Regions from separate parts of the Homo sapiens genome. Here region 2 is linked to region 1. Evidence: read pairs that join two places in POLR2A ChIA-PET (ENCODE). Cell type or tissue: HepG2. All regions are shown on one strand. Each heading gives the region's core, and the rest is flanking DNA. Links, peaks and the distances in the headings are about the cores only. Region 1 overlaps MARCHF2 (membrane associated ring-CH-type finger 2). Region 2 holds the start of LOC124904633 (a long non-coding RNA gene).

Region 1 (4,379 bases), core at 310-4,309:
TTACTTTTTTCTTTCTTTTCTTTTTTTTTTTTTTTTTTGTATTTTTAGTAGAGACAGTGTTTCACCATGTTGGCCAGGATGGTCTTGATCTCTTGACCTCGTGATCCACCCGCCTCAGCCTCCCAAAGTGCTGGGATTACAGGCGTCAGCCACCGCGCCTGGCCAGGGAAGCATAGCTTTTCTTAGGAGAGTGAGAAATAATACAACCCAAGCTCCTGCTGTATACCAGCCTTGTGCTGAGTTACATGCATCGTCTCCTTGAATCCTCACTGGCCCTACAGAGGCCCATTTTACAGATGGTGCAAACTGAGGCTCAGAGATGTAAATGGTCTAGTGGTCCCTACAGCCTTGACAAGAGGGGACTCAAACCTTAGTCCGTCAGGCTCATTAACCTTGCCCCTAACCTCCGCACTGGCCTGTTCCCAGGCTCCTGGAACCATGGGCCTCAGGCCCTGAGGATACGGGGCTCCCGGTGGCCATGACGACGGGTGACTGCTGCCACCTCCCCGGCTCCCTGTGTGACTGCTCCGGCAGCCCTGCCTTCTCCAAGGTCGTGGAGGCTACGGGCCTCGGACCGCCCCAGTATGTGGCACAGGTGACTTCAAGGGATGGCCGGCTCCTCTCCACCGTCATCCGTGCCTTGGACACACCGAGGTGAGTGGTGACTGCGTGGATATCCTGGCCTTTGTTGCCTCTTCTCTCTGGGCGCAGTGAGTTTCTCCCAGCCTGGGGTTAGAAGTCCAACCGTTGACAGAGGGCCAAGTGGGTAAATAGAGAAAGAGACACAAACAGTTATCGCCTTGTGGAAACAGAGGCCTAGCTTTGGCCGGGTCTGATTCTTTAGGAAAAGCTGAAATTCCAGATTATTATGTGAAATCTGAAGGTCAAATGTTGTCAAGTAACACACTTTTGGGAGGCAGTATAGGGGGCGGTCAGGAGTGCAGGCTGTGGGCTCAGTGCCTCGGCCCTGACCCTGAGTGGACACCTCTCTCTCTCCCAGAGTGACCTGGGACAAATTACTTCACCACTGTATCTCTCTTTTTTTTTTGAAACAGAGTCTCATTTTGTTGCCCAGGCTGGAGTGCAGTGGCGCAGTCTCAGCTCACTGAAACCTCCGCCTCCCAGGTTCAAGTGATTTTCCTGCCTTAGCCACCCGAGTAGCTGGGATTACAGGCACCCGTCACCACACCTGGCTAGTTTTTGTACTTCTAGCAGAGACGGGGTTTCGCCATGTTGGCCAGGCTGGTCTCAAACTCCTGACCTCAGGTGATCTGCCCGTCTCGGCCTCCCAAACTGCTGGGATTATAAGTGTGAGCCACCGTGCCCAGCCTCTTTTTAAATTTTTTTTTTTTTTTTTTTTTTTAGAGAGTCTTGCTTTGTCACTCAGGCTGGAGTACAGTGGCGTGATCTCGGCTCACTGCAACCTCCGCCTCCCGGATTCAAGCGATTCTCCTGCCTCAGCCTCCTGAGTACCTGGTTCTACAGGCACGCGCCACCACACCCAGCTAATTTTTGTATTTTTGGTAGAGATGGGGTTTCACCATGTTGGCCAGGCTGATCTTGATCTCTTGACCTCATAATCCACCTACCTCAGCCTCCCAAAGTGCTGGGATTACAGGCGTGAGCCACCGCGCCTGGCCGTGCTCAACAAATATTAAGGCTTTTTTTTTCCTCTCTTCTCTGAATTTGTTTTTTTGTTTTGTTTTGTTGTTTTGGAGACAGAGTCTCACTTTGTCACCCATGCTGGAGTGCAGTGGCATGATCTCAGCTCACTGCAACCTCTGCCTCCTGGGTTCAAGCGATTCTCCTGCCTCAGCCTCCCAAGTAGCTAGGATTACAGCCCCCCCGCCCCGACCATGCCCGACTAATTTTTGTATTTTTTTAGTAGAGACGGGGTTTCACCATGTTAGTCAGGCTGGTCTCCTGACCTCAGATGACCCACCCACCTCGGCCTCCCAAAGTGTTGGGATTACAGGCATGAACCACTGTGCCTGGCCTCTTCTCTGAATTTGCTCTCCCAAACTTTTTCACAGTTTCCCAGAACAAGCTCCAAACTGACATGATTCTTCCTCAAGATTCTCGTCACTTCTGTTTCCCTGGGTTGGTTTCCGGACAAAGGGTTCCTTTTTTGTTAACTTTGTTTGTGTGTGTACTTGGGGGAGGGTGGGATCGGGGTATGGGTTCAGAAAGGAGGCAGGCAGGCATGCCCTTTTGCCATTGCAGGAGGAAATAGCAGTCCAGGGACAGGACTGTTGAGAAAGCAGCCATGAGCAGCCTGTTGGGCTCTTTTTAAAGCCGCCCAACTCCACCCCGCAGCATGAGAATCTGAGAAAAGGATAGAAAACAGTCATTTCCAGGCAGGCGTGGTCGCTCATGCCTGTAGTCCCAGCACTTTGGAAGTCCAAGGCTGAAGGATCGCTTGAGCCCAGAAGCTCAAGACCAGCCTGGTCAACATAGTGAGACCCCCCTCTCTAGAAAAAGTTAAAAAATATTAGCTGTGTGGCGTGGTGCCACCTGTAGTCCCAGCTACTCGGGAGACTGAGGCAGGAGGATCGCTCGAGCTAGGGAGTCCGAGGCTGCAGTGAGCTGTGATTGCACCACTGCACTCCAGCCTGGGTGACTCAAAAAAAAAAAAAAAAAAGAAAGAAAAAAAAATACAGTCTCTCTGAGAGGAAATTGGCGTTGTCTGGAAAATAGCTCTTCTTTGTGTGACCTCACAGTCTGCCTTCTGGCCAGAAATGTTTGGGAAACAGTGACTCATGGCTGTTTGGCCTCTGGGCCACGCCCCCTGCCTCCTGAGCTGCCCTGGGAAGGACCCGGCATCCCCAGAGACTGGGCCAGGGCTGGAGACTTTTCCGAGGCAGCTTTCTGCAGATGCTTTTTATTTCTATTTCCCCCTCACAAGGGCAGAGGAGCAGGTGAGCACTTCTCTCTGGATGCACAGGTTTCTCAGGTAGCACGGGCTTCAGGTGTGATTAGATCCAGGGGCCCGCAAAGATGTCCTTAAGAATCTACCTTTCCCAGGCCTTGCGCAGTGGCTCACGCCTGTAATCCCAGCACTTTGGGAGGCCGAGGCGGGTGGATCACGAGGTCAGGAGATCGAGACCATCCTGGCTAACACGGTGAAACCCCGTCTCTACAAAAAATACAAAAAATTAGCCGGGCGTGGTGGCCGGCGCCTGTAGTCCTAGCTACTCTGGAGGCTGAGGCAGGAGAATGGCATGAACCTGGGAGGTCGAGCTTGCAGTGAGCCGAGATCGCGCCACTGCACTCCAGCCTGGGTGACAGAGCAACACTGTCTCAAAAAAAAGAAAAAAAAAAATCTACCTTTCCCTGTCTCTTGGCTCTGCTCTCCTCTGTGCTGGCATCATTCACAGGCTCCACACAGACTAGGCAGCTGCAGGAGCTCCAGGCTTCTGTCAGCCTTGTGGCCGACAGTTCTGGAGTTTACGGGGAAACAAAGAATTTTAGGAATAGATTATCGGTGACTCTGATGGTATCATACAAGCCTGAGTTGGTTGCATGAGCAGGGGTGCGTGCTGTTCTATTTTCTTTTTCTTTTTTTCAAATGGTCTCACTCTGTTGTCCAAGCTGGAGTATAGTGGTACAATTATGGGTCATTGGAGCTTTGAACTCCTGGGCACATGTGATCCTCCTGCCTCAGCCTCCCAAGTAGCTGGGACCACAACATGTACCACCACGCCAAGATAAGTCTTTAAAAAAAATTTTGGGACCGGGCGTGGTGGCTCACGCCTGTAATCCCAGCACTTTGGGAGGCTGAGGCGGGCAGATCACGAGGTCAGGAGATTGAGACCATCCTGGCTAACACGGTGAAACCCCGTCTCTACTAAAATACAGAAAAAAAAAAAATTAGCTGGGCATGGTGGCATGTGCCTGTAGTCTCAGCTACTCGGGAGGCTGAGGCTACTCGGGAGGCTGAGGCAGGATAATCGCTTGAACCTGGGAGGTGGAGGTTGCAGTGAGCTGATATCACACCACTGCACTCCAGCCTGATGACAGAGCGAGACTCCATCTCAAAAAAAAAAAAAGAAAATTTTTTTTTTATAGAGATGAGATCTCACTAGGTTGCCCACACTGGCCTTGAACTCCTCGGCTCAAGTGATCCTCCCGCTTCAGCCTTCCAAAGTGCTAGAATTACAAGCATGAGCTACTGCTCCCGGCCTGGTGTTCTGACTGGTCCAGTATGAGGCCTGAGGTCATGAGGAGTGTTGTCTGCTCTGCCCTAGTCCTTGAGGATTTTTTTTTTTTTTTGAGACGGAGCCTCACTCTGTCACCCAGGCTGGAGTGCAGTGGTGTAATCTCGGCTCACTGTAACCTCTGCCTTCCAGGCTGAAGTGATACTCCTGCCTCAGCCTCCC
Region 2 (4,379 bases), core at 183-4,182, 100 kb after region 1:
GAATTTTTAGGCTAGGCGCGGTGGCTCACGCCTGTAATCCTAGCACTTTGGGAGGCTAAGGTGGGCTGATCACGAGGTCTGGAGTTTGAGACAAGCCTGGCCAACATAGTGAAACTCTGCCTCTACTAAAAATACAAAAATTAGCCAGGCATGATGGCGTGTGCCTGTAGTCCCAGCTACTCGGGAGGCTGAGGCAGGAGAATTGCTTCAACCTGGGAGGTGGAGGTTACAGTGAGCCAAGATCACGCCACTGCACTCCAGCCTGGGCAACAGAGCAAGACACCGTCTCAAAAAAAAAAAAAAAAAAAAGGCCGGGCGCGGTGGCTCACACCTGTAATCCCAGCAGTTTGGGAGGCCGAGGCGGGTGGATCACGAGGTCAGGAGTTCCAGACCAGTCTGGCCAACATGGTGAAACCTTGTCTCTACTAAAGATAAAATTAGCTGGGCATGGTGGTGCATGCCTGTAATCCCAGCTACTGGGGAGGCTGAGGCAGGAGAATCTCTTGAACCCAGAAGGTGGAAAGTTGCAGTGCGCTGAGACCGCACCATTGCACCCCAGCCTGGGCAACAGGGCTAGACTCTGTCTCAAAAAAAAAAAAAAAAAAAAAATCTAGGCGTGGTAGCACACGCCTGTAGTCCCAGCTACTCAGGGGGCTGAGGCAGGAGAATCGCTTGAACCCAGGAGGTGGATGTTGCAGTGAGCCAAGATCATGCCACTGCACTCCAGCCTGGGTGACAGAGCGAGACTGTCTCAAAAAAAAAAAAAAAAAGAAAGAATTTTTGGTAGAGACAGGATCTTGCTATGTTGCCCAGGCTGATCTTGAACTCAAGTGATCCTCCTGCCTTGGCCTACCAAGAGTGCTTGGATTACAGGTGTGAGCCATCTTGCCTGGCCAGGAGTGGCTTTGCAGGGGCAAGTTTCCCTCCTCCTATCCTCTGTAGGAGAGCTTCTGTGGGTACGTCTTGGTGGATAAATAAGAGCTCAACGAATGGAATGGGAATTTGAGAGAGAAGCAGAGAAAACGGCCCAAAGGCCTGGAGGTAAGAATAAATTTTGTGAATTGGGAAAATAAGATGTAGTTTGAGGCCAGGCGCCGTAGCTCATGCTTGTTAATCCCAGCACTTTCGGAGGCCGAGACGGGCGGGTCACCTGAGGTCAGGAGTTCGAGACCAGCCTGAACAACGTGGTGAAACCCTGTCTCTACTAAAACGATACAAAAATTAGCCGGGCGTGGTGGCGGGTGCCTGTAATCTCAGCTACTCGGGAGGCTGAGGCAGGAGAATCGCTTGAATCCAGGAGGTGAAGGTTGCAGTGAACCGAGATCGCTCCACTGCACCCCAGCCTGGGAGACAGAGTTGGACTCCATCTCAAAAAAAAAAAAAAAAAAAAAAAGATGTAGTTTACAGGGCAGGAGTGTAGGGTAGGAGGAGAGAAGATGTCAGTGGTTAGCTGGGTTTGGGTTTTGAAGGGCTCTGAATGCCAAACTAAGTTTAGCCTTTATTCTGCGGGAGATGTGGAGCTACGGAGAGTCCTGGACAGAGAAGTGAGTGGTAAACTGTGTTTGTTAGATTTCGTTTGCTGAAGGTCTGGCTTAGGCCATGGGACCCACAACAGACAAGGGAATATAGCAAGGGACGCAGCTCCTCACCTCTGGGGGGCGCAGGGGCCGCCCGGGTAGGGGCTTGGGACGACCTCCGAGGTTTTCCCTTGGCCATTCCCTTCCGCGTAGGCTCTGAAAGAAGAGTGTCAGGGAGTTGAATGACAGACAGACCACGCTCTTTGCCCCGCCCACAAATCTAGTCCATTCTGAGGCTCCGCCGCACCCCGCCCCCTCAGGCTCTCCCATTAGCACCGCCCCTTAGGTACAGTTACACTGGCTCCGCCCACTAATTGGCCTCGCCCCCCAAGGGCCCAACACCTCACTGGCCTTGCTCTTTGGGCCCGCCCACTTTAGGTCACTCCTTCATCACTACCCAGTTCCAGGGTTGCCGCTCTGGCCGCACCCCTCTACATTTCTCGCCCCCGCATTGGTCATGTCTTCTCCTTAACAGTCTTTCTCTCTCTCTAGACCCGCCCCTTCCTTGCTGTTGCCCTCTCTGGTCCAGCCTGCTGGCCCCGCCCCACTATTTTGATTGGTTTCCTCCATGGCCACGTCCCTCCTCCACATTTCACGCCCACTAATTGGTTGCGGCCTTTGTTTAAAAGTCTGTCTCTCTGGCCGGGCGCAGTGGCTCACGCCTGTAATCCCAGCACTTTGGGAGGCCGAGGCGGGTGGAGCATGAGGTAATGAGTTCAAGACCAGCCTGGCCAAGATGGTGAAACCCCGTCTCTACTAAAACTACAAAAATTAGCTGGGCGCGGTGGCAGGCGCCTGTAATCCCAGCTACTCGGGAGGCTGAGGCAAGACAATCGCTTGAACCCGGGTGGCGGAGGTTGCGGTGAGCCAAGATCGTGCCACAACACTCCAGCCTGGGCGACAGAGTGAGACTCCGTCTTAAAAAAACCACAAAACTCAAAAGTCTCTCTCTCTCTCTCTGTAGACACTCCCCTTCCTGGCCTTCGTCCACTCTTAACCAGCCTCGCTGGCCCCGCCCCCTCTGCCCTAGTTCCGCGCAGACTCACTGGAGCTCTTGGGCAGCCCATCGCCCACGCTGACCGTGAGGGTCCGACCGCCAACCTTGAGCACTGCCAAGTCGCCGAAGCCGCGGGAGAAGGTGACGCTGCGGGTGCCGCCACCGCCCCAGCCCTCCTTCTTCACCCGAAACTGTAGTCTATGGGGAGAGAAGAAAGCTTGGGGGCGCTGGCTGAGGTCCCCCGCCCCACCCAACTCTCGCTGGTTGGGGCAGGGGCGGGGCCGCGGCCGGGGCCGAAGCGCAGTTCGGCCGGGTCGGTGGGGCGGGAGAGGGTGCGCCGCGCCGAGACCACCCCGAGATGGTGCTGGGGTTGGCGGGGCCGTACGTGTCGCTGAAGGTGAGGGGCAGGGGCCTCCGCGTCGCCTCCTCGAAGCGCTTGCACAGAAGGCTGACAAACTCGGTCTTGAAGACGCTCTCCAGGAAGCTGTCGGCGGCATCCTCTTGGAGGATGAAGAAGTCGTCCTGTCGCGTGCTGGGGAGGGGCGGGTGAGAGCGTCAGGTGGGACACAGGTGAGGGCGACAGGTGAGAGAGACAGATGAAGGTGGCTGAAGGTGGATTTAGGGAAGGGTCAGCTAAGGGCCAAGTCAGCGGTGACCAGGTAGGAGAAAAAGGGGGATGTGGCAAGGAGTGGAAGAGGTGGTTACAGAAGAGGGCCAGGTGAGGTCTAGTAAGAGGGTAAGGTGCAGGACGGAAGGATTTGGCATCTAAGGATCATGAGCATAGGGGGCAGGTGAACATGACAGGTGGGGCCAACAGAGGGCTACAGGCATGGCACCAGGTAAGATTGTCAGGGTAACAGACGGGGTCACTAGAATGAGGGCAGCCAGGGGACAGGTGAGAGTGACTGTGCGGCAGGTAAGGACCTGGCTTCACCTGAGGGAGACTCCCCGCAGAGCCTGGATGTCCACTTTCTTCTTCAAGACTTCACACACCTGGCCCTTCTCAGGTCCCTTCTTCACTTTCTCTCGCCCAATCACATACACACACTTGGGCGTCAGGATCAAGTCCCGCTTGATGGGCTGTGGGGATGCAGGATTAGAGGCTGATGCCTGTAGCCTGGCCAGCCTGGCCACAGAGGATCCACCCCAGGCAGAGGGGTGGTGCTGGCAGGTCAGGTGAGGAAGGTGGGAGCCCTCCAGGTGAAGGTGTATGAGTCGTCTGTTTTGTAGACAGGGTCTCACTCTGTCGCTCAGGCTGGAGTGCAGTGGTGCCATCATAGCTCACTGCAACCTCCCCCTCCTGGGCTTGAGTGATCCACCTGCCTCAGCCTCCTGAGTAGCTGGGACCACAGGTGCGCACCACCATGCCCAGCTAATTTTGGTATTTTTTGTAGATTCAGGGTTTTGCCCTGTTGCCCAGGCTGGTCTTGAGCTCCTGATCTCAAGCAAACTGTCCTCCTTGGCCTCCCAAAGGGTTGGGATTACAGGTGTGCGCCACCACGCCTGGCCATGAGTTGTTATATAAGAAACAGAAGGAGGGCTGGGTGCCATGGCTCACGCCTGTAATCCCAGCATTTTGGGAGGCCGAGGCGGGCAGATCATGAGGTCAGGAGTTTGAAACCAGGCTGACCAACATGGTGAAACCCCGTCTCTACTAAAAATACAAAAATTAGCTGGGCGAGGTGGTGGGCACCTGTAGTCCCAGCTACTCAGGAGGCTGAGACAGGAGAATCGCTTGAACCCAGGAGGATGAGGTTGCAGTGAGCCGAGATCCTGCCACTGCACTCCAGCCTGGGTGACAGAGC

The links. Peaks named below come from ENCODE experiments on the same cell type or tissue, not always from the same donor. Only the 100,000 strongest peaks of a DNase experiment are listed, where the experiment ranks them.
Region 2: POLR2A ChIA-PET joins it to region 1 with 6 read pairs; 27 of 35 experiments call an interaction of 5 or more read pairs at or near these places.

Annotation. Positions count from the first base shown.
Region 1 is chr19:8,421,363-8,425,741 of GRCh38, forward strand. It overlaps MARCHF2 (membrane associated ring-CH-type finger 2), which reads left to right. Exons shown (of 5, transcript NM_001005415.2): 2 at 427-654. The coding sequence starts at 479. Among named protein-coding and RNA genes, the nearest start is that of MARCHF2, 10 kb to the left of the region's middle. RefSeq lists an enhancer at 2,672-3,535. In HepG2, for the core only: no CTCF peak of the experiment used is centred there; DNase peaks (open chromatin) are centred at 839, 2,219 and 2,719; H3K4me3 peaks cover 1,403 bases.
Region 2 is chr19:8,523,830-8,528,208 of GRCh38, forward strand. MYO1F (myosin IF) reads right to left here. Exons shown (of 28, transcript NM_012335.4): 22 at 3,509-3,654; 23 at 2,960-3,106; 24 at 2,624-2,772; 25 at 1,650-1,733. It overlaps LOC124904633 (a long non-coding RNA gene), which reads left to right and starts at 2,616. Exons shown (of 3, transcript XR_007067131.1): 1 at 2,616-2,715. RefSeq lists a silencer at 1,804-1,883 and an enhancer at 1,924-2,899. In HepG2, for the core only: a CTCF peak has its summit at 1,662 (motif pointing right); DNase peaks (open chromatin) are centred at 1,952 and 2,572; H3K4me3 peaks cover 2,004 bases.